Linked DNA regions of Mus musculus: region 2 is linked to region 1. Evidence: chromatin contacts called from ENCODE POLR2A ChIA-PET data. All regions are on one chromosome and are shown on one strand. The core of a region is the stretch at or near the end of the contact, and the rest is flanking DNA. Distances in the headings are between cores, read along the strand shown. Region 1 holds the start of Nedd8 (neural precursor cell expressed, developmentally down-regulated gene 8). Region 2 holds the start of Dcaf11 (DDB1 and CUL4 associated factor 11).

Evidence for each region. ChIA-PET counts read pairs that join two places held with the same protein, here RNA polymerase II (POLR2A).
Region 2: POLR2A ChIA-PET joins it to region 1 with 30 read pairs in embryonic stem cell. The contact joins the promoter of Dcaf11 here to the promoter of Nedd8 in region 1. POLR2A ChIA-PET finds 5 or more read pairs at or near these places in 3 of 5 experiments (Patski and embryonic stem cell).

What each region holds. Positions count from the first base shown.
Region 1 is chr14:55,669,364-55,674,880 of GRCm38, forward strand. It overlaps Nedd8 (neural precursor cell expressed, developmentally down-regulated gene 8), which reads right to left and starts at 2,517. Exons shown (of 4, transcript NM_008683.4): 1 at 2,432-2,517. The coding sequence starts at 2,449. It overlaps Gmpr2 (guanosine monophosphate reductase 2), which reads left to right and starts at 2,872. Exons shown (of 10, transcript NM_177992.2): 1 at 2,872-3,021; 2 at 3,343-3,438; 3 at 3,587-3,706. The coding sequence starts at 3,352.
Region 2 is chr14:55,558,020-55,563,536 of GRCm38, forward strand. Dcaf11 (DDB1 and CUL4 associated factor 11) reads left to right here and starts at 2,010. Exons shown (of 15, transcript NM_133734.3): 1 at 2,010-2,102; 2 at 3,191-3,423; 3 at 4,873-5,000; 4 at 5,353-5,480. The coding sequence starts at 3,269.

The DNA.
Region 1 (5,517 bases), core at 1,267-3,766:
CTCTATATTATGGATTGGAGGTTTTTGTTTGTTGTTTTGAGACAAGGTCTCACTATGTAATAAGGCAACTGGAATGCTGCATCCCAGCTTCTGCAGGCTGGGAAGATAACTGGTAGACTCCCTGGAAAACAATTTGACAGTTCTTTTAAAGTTATATATAACATCTACACGGCCTAGTAATTCCACTTCAAGATATTTATAAAAAAAGAAAAGAAGGGCTGGAGATAGCTCAGAGGTTAAGAGCACTGGCTGCTCTTCCAGAGGTCCTGAGTTCAGTTTCAAGCAACCACATGGTGGCTCACAGAGATCCAGTGCCCCCTTCTCCCCTGTAGGCATACATGCAGCCAGAACGCTGTATACATAACAAATAAATCTTTCAAAAAAAAAACCCAAAAAACAAAAAAACAAAACTGTGTTCCAAATACCTGGCAGACTAGCAGGATTAACCCTCGATTAAGGTAATGGGAAGGTAACTTATGATAGAAAATGCTACATTTTATTTGAGGTCCACAGACATAAGGTAATACATTTCATTCAGAAATGGTTTAGGCTGGTAGCTACCATACATAATGTCCTACGCCATTCCAAACAAAACAAAACCAGGAAGGACTTAATTGTGAAGAAGAAAGTGGTATAGATAGGCAAGAAATCAGCAATACAGAGAAACAGCTGAAAAATGAATAATGTCCAAAGAACATTCACAGTGTGTGTGTGTGTGTGTGTGTGTATGTGTGTGTGCAAGAAAGAGATGGACAAAGGGATTAATATTAGATAGAAGTGGGGCTAAAGAGATGCCTCAGTGGTTAAGAGCACTCTTTCCAAGGAGCTGGATTTGGATCCCAGAACTCACATGGTGGCTCACAACTACCTGTAATTCCAGTTCCAGGGAATCTAGTGGCCTCCTTGGGCACCACCAGGCACACAGGTGCCAAGACATATAAGCACGGACAGCACCCATACACACACATATACTAAAGATGCGATTTAAAAAAAAAGAATAGGCAGGTGCTGCAGAACAGAAGTTAGACAATATTAAGACGATGTCTGCCTGTAATCCTAGCCTCTGGCGGTTCACATGCAGCAGGCTGTGAGACTGTGGATGGGGGGCTGGGGGTGGGCTGCTTGTCTTAGCAATTAGAGGGCTAACACAGGTGGATCTCCACAAGCTTGAGAGCAGCCTAGGCTACAGAGGCTGGTTCAAAATCCCAAGTAATCCTCCACCTCCACCACCACCGCCATCATAGATCCACTGAACAGGGAGGGACTATCATTCTTATGATCCATTAAGTCTGAGCCTACCCAAAACACAGTGTTGTATATATTAAAAACAAAGAATAAAATGGTGTTTAAAACTCAAAGACCTGCTGGGCAGTGGTGGCGCACGCCTTTAATCCCAGCACTTGGGATGCAGAGGCAGGCGGATTTCTGAGTCCGAGGCCAGCCTGGTCTACAGAGTGAGTTTCTGGACATCCAGGGCTGCACTGAAAAACCCTGTCTCCAAAAACAAAACAAAACAAACAAAAAGAGTCAAAGACCTATTGCTAATTCATAGATTACCCATGTCTGAAAAACAGTAATCATCAACTTGCCCTCTGACTTCAATCTTTAATTAAAGTTTTTTTTGGAAGGAATGTAGAAAAAAAGGCTAATAGTTGACGTGTCCAGTAACTGAAGATAGACTGAACACAGCAATGAAAAGGTCAGATTAATGCCAGGCCTCCTCATTATTATCATTTTTGTGTCTCTGTCTAAATGTACAGCAGAATGGCCTGATGGGTTTAAAACTGAACATCTACGGGAGTTGAAGACAGAGTACCAAGAACCAACGCATCGATAAGTAGCCTAAATTAGCCAAAGAAATGAGGCTAGTTCTTAATGTCCAGTTCCGACAGAAGGTGCCTAGTACCACTCCGAGCTTAGCTACTGTAAGACGGGTGAGACACTAACCTTGGCTCGTAGTCTAGCTACTGAAAGGCCCTCACTTTCATCAGACTCTAATCAGTGCTGTGCTCTGGAGGGAGCCTGTGTTAGGGCCTGAGAGAAGTATACAATCTAGGCATGAAGAACAGGGGACAAAGCTTTCCCAAAAAATTCTGGAGTGAGGAGCCAAGCTGCTGCCAGGCCTTCTCTATGACTGCAAGGGCTTGAATACAGTGAGACCAGGACAAACGCTGCCTCCTTCTGGGTCTGAATACAGACTGGCAAGAAAGTAGGACAGGCTTCCTTGTAAGACCCGAAGTCTTCAGGCTGGATCGGCCTCCAGAGCTCAAAGCCTCCCGGGGTCCCCCTAGTTCCCATCAAGCCTCGCGCAGGGCCCCGAGGGTGTCAGCCCTCCAAGTTCAGGAAAGGCATGGTTTTCCTTCCCGCCTCTCCCTTAAGGCGCAGCGGCCAACCCTGCACCGAGTCTTGGAAAGTCTGGAAACGCTCCCACCTTCACTTTAATTAGCATCTTCTTCCCAGGTTGGGGTTGCAGGCGGCTAGAGTGCTGCTTCTCCCGCTGTGGTCGCTGCTGCCGCTGCCGCTTCCCAGCACTCCACGGCAAGGAACACTTCTGCTTCCGGGTCACTCTCTGGACCCACCCTCTCCTCTTTCCACCGGGTTCCCGAAACGCTCAGGAGTGCCCTCGTGTTCTGTGTCAGTGGGGTTGTAAAGAGAAAGGCAAGTCGGCTAGGAACAGCCAGACGGCGCCCTGAGACCCCGCGCGTGGCCACCGAACTGGTGTTAGCGGCGAGCTGGAACGGAACAAACTACTTGTCCCATCATGCCTGGAGGCAGCTCTGTCCTTTGCATCCTAGGAGTTGTAGTTCTTCTGCCGCTCGCACTCAACGGCAGCTTGAGTGTGTGGACTCTGTTACCCAGAAGGCCTTGCACAGCGCCCGAAGCTAGAATTCCTTGGGTAGTCGAGTTTGCAATTAGCGGAACTCGTTCGAGTGGCCCTGAAGGCTCATCGAGGCTGCACGCGGCTAGTTGCTAAGCAAAAGAATCTTTGGTCAACTGCCACCTGAGTCAAAGCAACAGGAAGTGAGTACCGCTATGCCGGAAGCTGGTTAAAATCTCTTTTCTCATCCCTAAGTTAGCTTCTTACTCTAAGTTGCCCTTTGCAGGGGCGAAAAAAGGGAGAGTAACTAGGTAAGGAAGCACCTTCAGGAACCATAATCTCTTCCCAATTCTCCCTAAAAATCATACCTGGGATTGAAGCATTAGGATAATCCAGACACTGGATGGTCCCAGGGAGACTTGAAGAACCACACCCTGATCTGACTTTACACAGTTTAAGCGTGAGAGGCGAACTTTGTTACTTCCCAGTCTTACAGCCTCATTTTTTTTTAAATCTAACTCCAGCTTTGCATCATGCCTCATATTGATAATGATGTGAAACTTGACTTCAAGGATGTCCTGTTGAGGCCCAAACGCAGCACTCTTAAGTCTCGAAGTGAGGTGAGCCAGTTGTCTTCCTTGGTTTTTATTTATTTATTTATTTTTACCTCAAGCTTCTAATGGACCAGGTCCAAGAAAGCTGTCAGGTTCGAGAACGATACATATTTTCTGAATGAATGAAATCTTAATGTCCTCTTAATGTCTGCAGGTAGAGCTCACAAGATCATTTTCGTTCCGGAACTCAAAGCAGATGTACAGTGGCATCCCTGTCATTGCTGCCAATATGGATACCGTGGGCACTTTTGAAATGGCTAGGGTTCTCTGTAAGGTGAGATTAACCTTATGCCCCCTACCAGATCTTCTCCCAGCTAGCGGCTACAGAGGAATTGCATCTGTATTCCCAGTCTCTGGCAATTAACAGAATGTTGTGTTTACTATTTTTTTTTCCATTACTAAGAACCATTTGATCAGTTCAAAGATCTGTCTGAACTAGTGAGATTCAAATTTAGATCTGTTTCATCTTTTTTATTATAATCTCCCATAAATTATATACTTTACCAAATTCTTCCAGTGCCCACCCAGGTCAACCCAAGCACATGCATTTCTTCAGTCAGTCATTGTTTGAACATTAAGCAGTCACTGTTTAGTCCAGAAATTAAATACTGTTTTGAGTATTTAAAAATTTTCAACCTGGGATATTACAGAAAAAAGGAGTTTATTAGTTTTCTTGTATGCCTACTATTATTTTAATTTTTCACTTCTTTAAGGTTCTTTTAGGTTCCTGGGAGTTTCTGAGATCTATCCCAAATGGAAGTTTTGTTCTTAAATACAGATTGTTCCCTTTGAAAATGGAAGACACTGCTCCTGACAGTAATATCACTTGCCTCTATGCATGTAGTTGAGAAGGTAGATAGTTGCCTGGGCACTTTTGAGAACATAATGTGCTTTGCTGATTAATCCTAGTATCCCTAGTTGGTGGGTTCTGTTTCTGTTTGTGGCTGTTGGCCTTAAAGACCTGGGTTTTTGTTTGTTTGTTTTTCTGTTTTTGTAGAATGTTTGTTGTGCTTTCTCTGAGATTGATAATTATGGAGTTTTATTACTTTATTCCTGTTACCATTTACTAATTCTTCAGGGTTTTGGCTATTATCTTGTCTGTCTTCTCTGACAGGTGGATTTGGGGAATTGGCAAATCTGTTAAAAAGGCATGCTATAATTCATGAACCTTACTGGGAAATGGATTTCAATACTGTGGACAAGTACTACAGAAACCAAATTTTAGAAATATAGCCAAGTCTCAATAATGATTAAAAAAATAAATTAGATACCAAAAAAAAAAAAAAAAGTGTTTCTTGGGGTTTGTATGGATTAGGTGAACTTAGCACAGCAACATATCTCTAAGACCTGCTGACCACCATAGCTTTTATGAACTTGTTGACAGTTGATTTTTACAGAGAAAGCAGAATACCAGCTTTTATGCATAGAACTCCCTGTGGCTGGCTGATACATGACTTCCTTGTGTTTCTTCTCACTTGTAAAATCTGTGCTGTTTCAACCACCTGTTGACTCTTGGGGTTGCACATATAGAAAGCAAAAACGCCAGCATTCTCAGTACCTTCCTCAGAATATTGAGATATTTGCAATTTCAGGAGTCAGAAGTTTTATTTATTTAGTTAAGACGGAGTTTCTCTGTATAACCTTGGCTGTCCTGGAACTTTGCTTTGTAGATCAGGCTCTCTTTGCCTCTGCCTCCTAAGTGCTGAGACTAAAGGTGTGGGCCACCACTGCCAGAGAATCAGTCTTTTTAAATTTGCCTAGGAGATAACATTGATATTTGCATGTTTATGTCCCTAACATGGAAAATCTGTTCTTTTCCAGCAGAAAAAGAGAATGGTTGCAATAGTATTTTGTTGCTCCGCTAGTCTTAAGCTTTTTTTTTTTTTTTTTTTTAAGATTTATTTATTTATTATATGTAAGTACACTGTAGCTGTCTTCAGACACTCCAGAAGAGGGCATCAGATTTCGTTACGGATGGTTGTGAGTCACCATGTGGTTGCTGGGATCTGAACTCCGGACCTTCGGAAGAGCAGTCAGCGCTCTTAACCACTGAGCCATCTCGCCAGCCTTAGTCTTAAGCTTTTA
Region 2 (5,517 bases), core at 760-3,259, 110 kb before region 1:
TATATATGTATGGAATTCTCAAATAAATAACTTGGAAATTTTTGAGGAAGACACCAGACATCCATTTCAAGCCTCTACATCAACTGATACACATGTTCACATGCACCAGAACACACCTGAACACACAAACACACTACACACACATGCATCCACACATATATAACGATAATAAGGAAAAAATTTTACAGGCCTCTTTTCTGGACCTAATCATAATGTTTTGTTCATGTTCCACCTTAGCTATCATCCATTTTGTTATTTAATCACATAATGAGCTTGGATTTTTCAAATTTGTATTTACTTCTTTGGGTGGGTGTGGGTGAGTAGGGAGGTATGCATGAGGAGTTCTGAGAACAATTTGTAGGAGTCCATTCTCTCTCAAGTCATAAGACTTAGTAGTAGCTGGGCATGGTGGCACACGCCTTTAATGCCGGCACTTGGGAGGCAGAGGCAGGTGGATTTCTGAGGTCGAGGCCAGCCTGGACTACAGAGTGAGTTCCAGGACAGCCAGGGATTTACAGAGAAACCCAGTCTCGAAAAACAAACAAACAAACAAAAACAAAAACCCCAGACTTCCTAGTAAGCACCATTACCTAGCAAACACCCTTACCTGCTGAAGCATCTCACTATCTCACTGGCCCAAACTTGGTTATTTTTTTTAAAAGATTTATTTATTATTATATCTAAGTACACTGTAGCTGTCTTCAGATGCACCAGAAGAGGGCGTCAGATCTCATTACAGATGGTTGTGAGCCTCCATGTGGTTGCTGGGATTTGAACTCAGGACCTTCAGCAGAGCAGTCGGTGCTCTTAACCACTGAGCCATCTCTCCAGCCCTCGGTTATTTTTATTTTATGAAGAACTGCAGCAACATTGGGTTTTTGTTGTTGTTTGGTGTGTATGTGTGTGTGTGTGTGTGTGTTCAATGTATACACTGAACCCAGTATATACAGAATGCCAAGCAAGCACTCTCCCATAGAGACATATTCCTAACCCACTAAAAAATTCATTTCAGTGGCTACCAGGTATTTTTATAACTGTACAAAACTGACCATAATTTATTTAACCAACCTCTTATTGTATATTTGGATTTCTTTTATTTCCAGTATCCCACTATTATCAGTGATTGTTAAGCAGAACATACATTTTTATGTAGGTCCAAGTTTGATTACAGATAGCAGTATCACTAGGTCACAGTTTAGGGCTATGAGGGCTGGCTAGGACTGGTTAAAAAGATAAAGCATCTCTCAGATTAGACATTCTGAAAGGGTGTACCAGTAGAAATAAGGCACTTCTAGGCACATTTGATTGGCAGACAAAATTTTCGAATGAAGTAAAAAGACAATCAGGTTGGGAAGTCTGTATTTGAAGTAATAAAAAAACGAAAAAACAGTCAGCTCTTAAGAACGAAATACTTTTAAGAGTAGACTTGAGCAGATCAAGGAGTGGAAGAAGTCTGAAATGTGGAAAAACAGCCACTGTGAAAATAACCTCAAGTAATCAGTTAAAAAATATCTACAGAACTTGTAAGAACTAGAAGAGTAATAAGGAAGGAAAAATACTAAAATTATTACAGACTTTCCAGGCCAAATAACCCAAATACCTAGGAATCCTGAAAGTTCCGTGTATGTTTGAAATACCTGTCCACATAATTAATGGAGACCAGCCAAAGAACAAAATGCTGGGCGCTTGTTTACAGTTAAGAATTTTAAGGCAGTGACAACCTGCGTGGATCGGGAGAAAATGTTGGGGTCTCCGGCCTAGAGACCAGGAAACCTGACACAGAACCTGTCACATGCTCGCCCCGGGAGCTGAGGTGTCCTCGCGATGGCCCACCTCTGGGCCAAGGCCGACATCGCCCGCCTCTCTGGCCTAGGAAACCATCCCAGACAAGGTAGGGTTGGCCTTGGACTCACCCTAGTTACTCATAAACCAACGGGAGGTGGCGAGCGACAGAAGCCTAGGGACGGTCGGCAAAGCCCAGACCCAAGGGGCGCGTGCGCACTAAGGCAACCGGAAAGGCTCCGGGGACGGCCGCGGCACTTAGGGAGCGTATGCAAAGACCAAGAAAGGAAGCCAGGGGTCGTCAGACAAGACCCCCGCTGGTAAGCGTGTACACAGCAGGGTGGAGAGGCCCAGGTCCCACCAGTGAGGACTGCTTTCGACAGGCCGCTAGCGCTACAGCCAGGGGAAAACGGTTGAACTGGGGTTGCTGGGAGCTGAGGGAATAGGAGCGATTGGGCACGCAGTAAAAAACAAACAAACAAACAAACCACTCGAGGCCAAGCGACCTTAAGGGACCACCTCGCAGACTTGATGTCTAGTTCCGCTACGTCTAATGCAGGTCGCAGCCAATTCCAGTCCGCTACGACTAAACGCCCCTCTTGGGTTGAGCAAGTTCCCCAGCCCACCTATCAATCACAGGTCTCAGCTATCCAATCAGAGGGCCGAGGGGGAGGGACTGCTTGGAGCGTCGAGTGACGTCAGCAGGCCTGGCCGCCAGAAGCGTGACGGACGAGGCTCGCGACTGAGGAGCTGTTAGCCGGCGCCGCAGCGATAGTCGCTGTAAACAGGGCCTCGCCCCTGCGGGTCCTGCGACAGCTCCTGGCTGGTGGGTGGTCTCGCGTGGGGCGGTAACCGCCAGACGCCGGGGGGAGGTGCTTCTCCATTTTCCCTCCCCCTGTTGTACACACCCCCGGCGCACCACGTGGGCGTGAAGCTAAACTGGAGGGGGTGTTAGGCTGACTTCTAACCTCATTGGCTGTTGATGCTGCCGGCCCGTGCAAGAAATTGCTCTGATTGGTCAGTAGAGGGAGGCGTGGGGGGGGTCTGAGTTCTAACGCCTCTGGTTGGTTGTGTGAGATAAGCTAGTGAAATGCGTTCTTCCGCAAGGGGTTTTGATTGGTCAGTCGGAGAGGTTATCTGGGATTCAGCCATCCCGGGCCGGGGACTTTGATAGGTGAGTTTGGTTAGGAAAATGGGAAATTCCTCTTCGTGGACTCTGATTAGTACGGTAGGGTTGCACCCTAGGTTTCATATGGCTTTCTTTGCTTCACAGGATTGAGAAAGGTTTATGTTCCCGATACCCTGGGAGCTGTCATAGCTAAAGAGAAGGAAATCTCAGTCTCCTGGAGGGGTCACCCCTCTAAAGATAGCTTCTGCCCCGTTTCTGGAAACCCTGGTATTTCTACAGCAGGCTTTGCTTTCACCAAACCCAAGTTGGAGACAGGAGCAGCCCCTGCGCAAGACATAAGGATGCTGTAACCAGAAGATGGGATCACGGAACAGCAGCAGCGCCGGATCCGGGTCCTTAGAACCCTCTGAGGGCTTGTCCCGAAGAGGGACTGGCCTGCGTCGTAGTGAGGAAGAGGAAGAAGAGGATGAAGATGTGGATCTGGCCCAGGTACTGGCCTATCTCCTCCGCAGGTAACTTACCCTCTGCTGTGACACTAAGTGTCACAATGTCTTGACCTCAACTTCAGGCAGGAAAAGTGCAGAGGATAGGGAATGGCATTGTCCCAGGACAATGGTTGTGTTTGAACAGAACGACCTTTCCCTGCTGGATGTCCATACACTCTGCGTGGCTCCCTACCCAAAATGGTTCTTACAACTCTCATAGTTGAGGAGCTCCTAAGGGAAGCCTTTTCAGCTGTGACAACACAAATGTCATCAGTTTTCCAAGAAAATAAAACGAGAGAAGGGAGAGGGATTATGGAGGAAAGGAGAGATGTGAAAAGAGTTGGGAAGGGGGTGCTAAGTCACTTGCCATGTGAGATGAAGCCATGTGGATTTACTTGAAAAACAAGTTTACATCGGCCTTACTAGCCCTGCTCTTAAGAAAAGAATGCCCTCAAGGGGGTGACCACCAGGAACTAAGAACGTTTTGTTTGCTTGCCTACGGTTCCTTGGGAAAAGATGAACCTAGTATCCCTGCAGACCCTGTGTTCTGTGTTGCGTTCCTACACCGACGGCTGTGAGGGTTGTTGTTGTTGTCAGCTGGACAGAGTCTGAAATCACCTGGGGGACACGGCACACCTGGGCGGGATGGATTATTTAGCCTCTCTGGGCAGGCCTGGAAGGGATTATGGCGATTGGGTTCATTGGAGCAGGAAGACCCACTCTGAGCGTGGGTGGTGCCATTCCCATGTGGGTCCTAGACTGTATAAAAAGGAGAAAGCTAGCTAAACCCAACCATTCATCCCGCCTTCTTCCTGACTATGAGTGCTGTGTTACCAGCTGTTCCTGGCCCTGCTACTTTGATGGCCCCGCTATGACAGACTCTGCCCTTGAGCCATGAACCAGAATATACCTTCTCTCACTTAAGGTGCCTTTGTTGGGGTATAGAAGGAAAAGTGGAAGTGCTCTCCTAATTCTTAGCTCTTGAATTCAGGATATAGCTTTGTGGTAGAAGCTTACCCAGCATGCACTGAGCCCCTGGGTTCAGTCCTTAGCCCTGGGGGAAAATTATATTTAGCCCTGAGAGAAATCAATTTAGTAGGTCAGTCTTCATAACCTGTTAGAACTCTGTGTTCTTACTCTTAAGAGTTAAAGCTGGTTTCCTGCTGTGTCTTTTTTGTGTGTTTGGGGTTGGTTGGTTTGTTTATTTTATTTTTGAGTCAGAGTTTCTCTGTGTAGCCCTGGCTGCTCTGGAACTCACTCTGTAGACCTGGCTGGCCTTGAACTCACAGAGATCCACCTGCCCCTGCCTCCCAAGCGCTGGGATTAAAGGCATGCGCCACCACTGCCTGGCCCTACTATGACTTGTAGGAGACTTAAAATCCAATTTCAAAAGGAGAACCAACTGACTAAGAGCCAGATAGCCATTGGTTAGATGGGAGAAGGAATCCCTCCTTTATAATGGGGATCTCTCCGCAGAGGCCAAGTGAGACTGGTGCAAGGAAGAGGTGCAGCAAATTTACAGCTCATCCAGGCCCTCTCGGACTCAGAGGAAGAGCATGACAGTGCCTGGGATGGTCGCCTTGGAGATCGATATAACCCACCCGGTAAGAGGAGAGGCCATCTAAGGTTTTTGGCTTTATGTTTTGTTTCTAAGACAGGGTCTCTCTATCTGGCAGTTCTAGAAATCTCAATGTAAACCAGATCTGCCTTCTGCCTCCCGGGTGCTAGGATGAAAGCTATGCATAACTGACAATCTAATCTTAATGTTGGAAGATGTTCACTAGCCCTTTCTACCATTGAATGAGTCAGTCTTCTGAAACTTAGGAGGTTAAATGGAAAGGAGAGAATTCAGGAGATGAGGAAATCCTTGGAGCCAACCACATCGAGTGGGCTCAGTTTTACTATCTCGTGTCTGGGCTGGAAGCCCTAGAACAAAACTTTTTTTGGTACTCCCAGTGGATGCGACCCCCGACACCCGGGAGCTGGAATACAATGAGATCAAGACACAGGTGGGATTGGCCACGGGGCGGCTGGGACTTCGGAGGACTGCGCTGCAGCAGAGTTTTCCGCAGATGTTACACCAGGTAGGCTCTTCTGCCTCCACTCAGCCTGGCAGCAGAC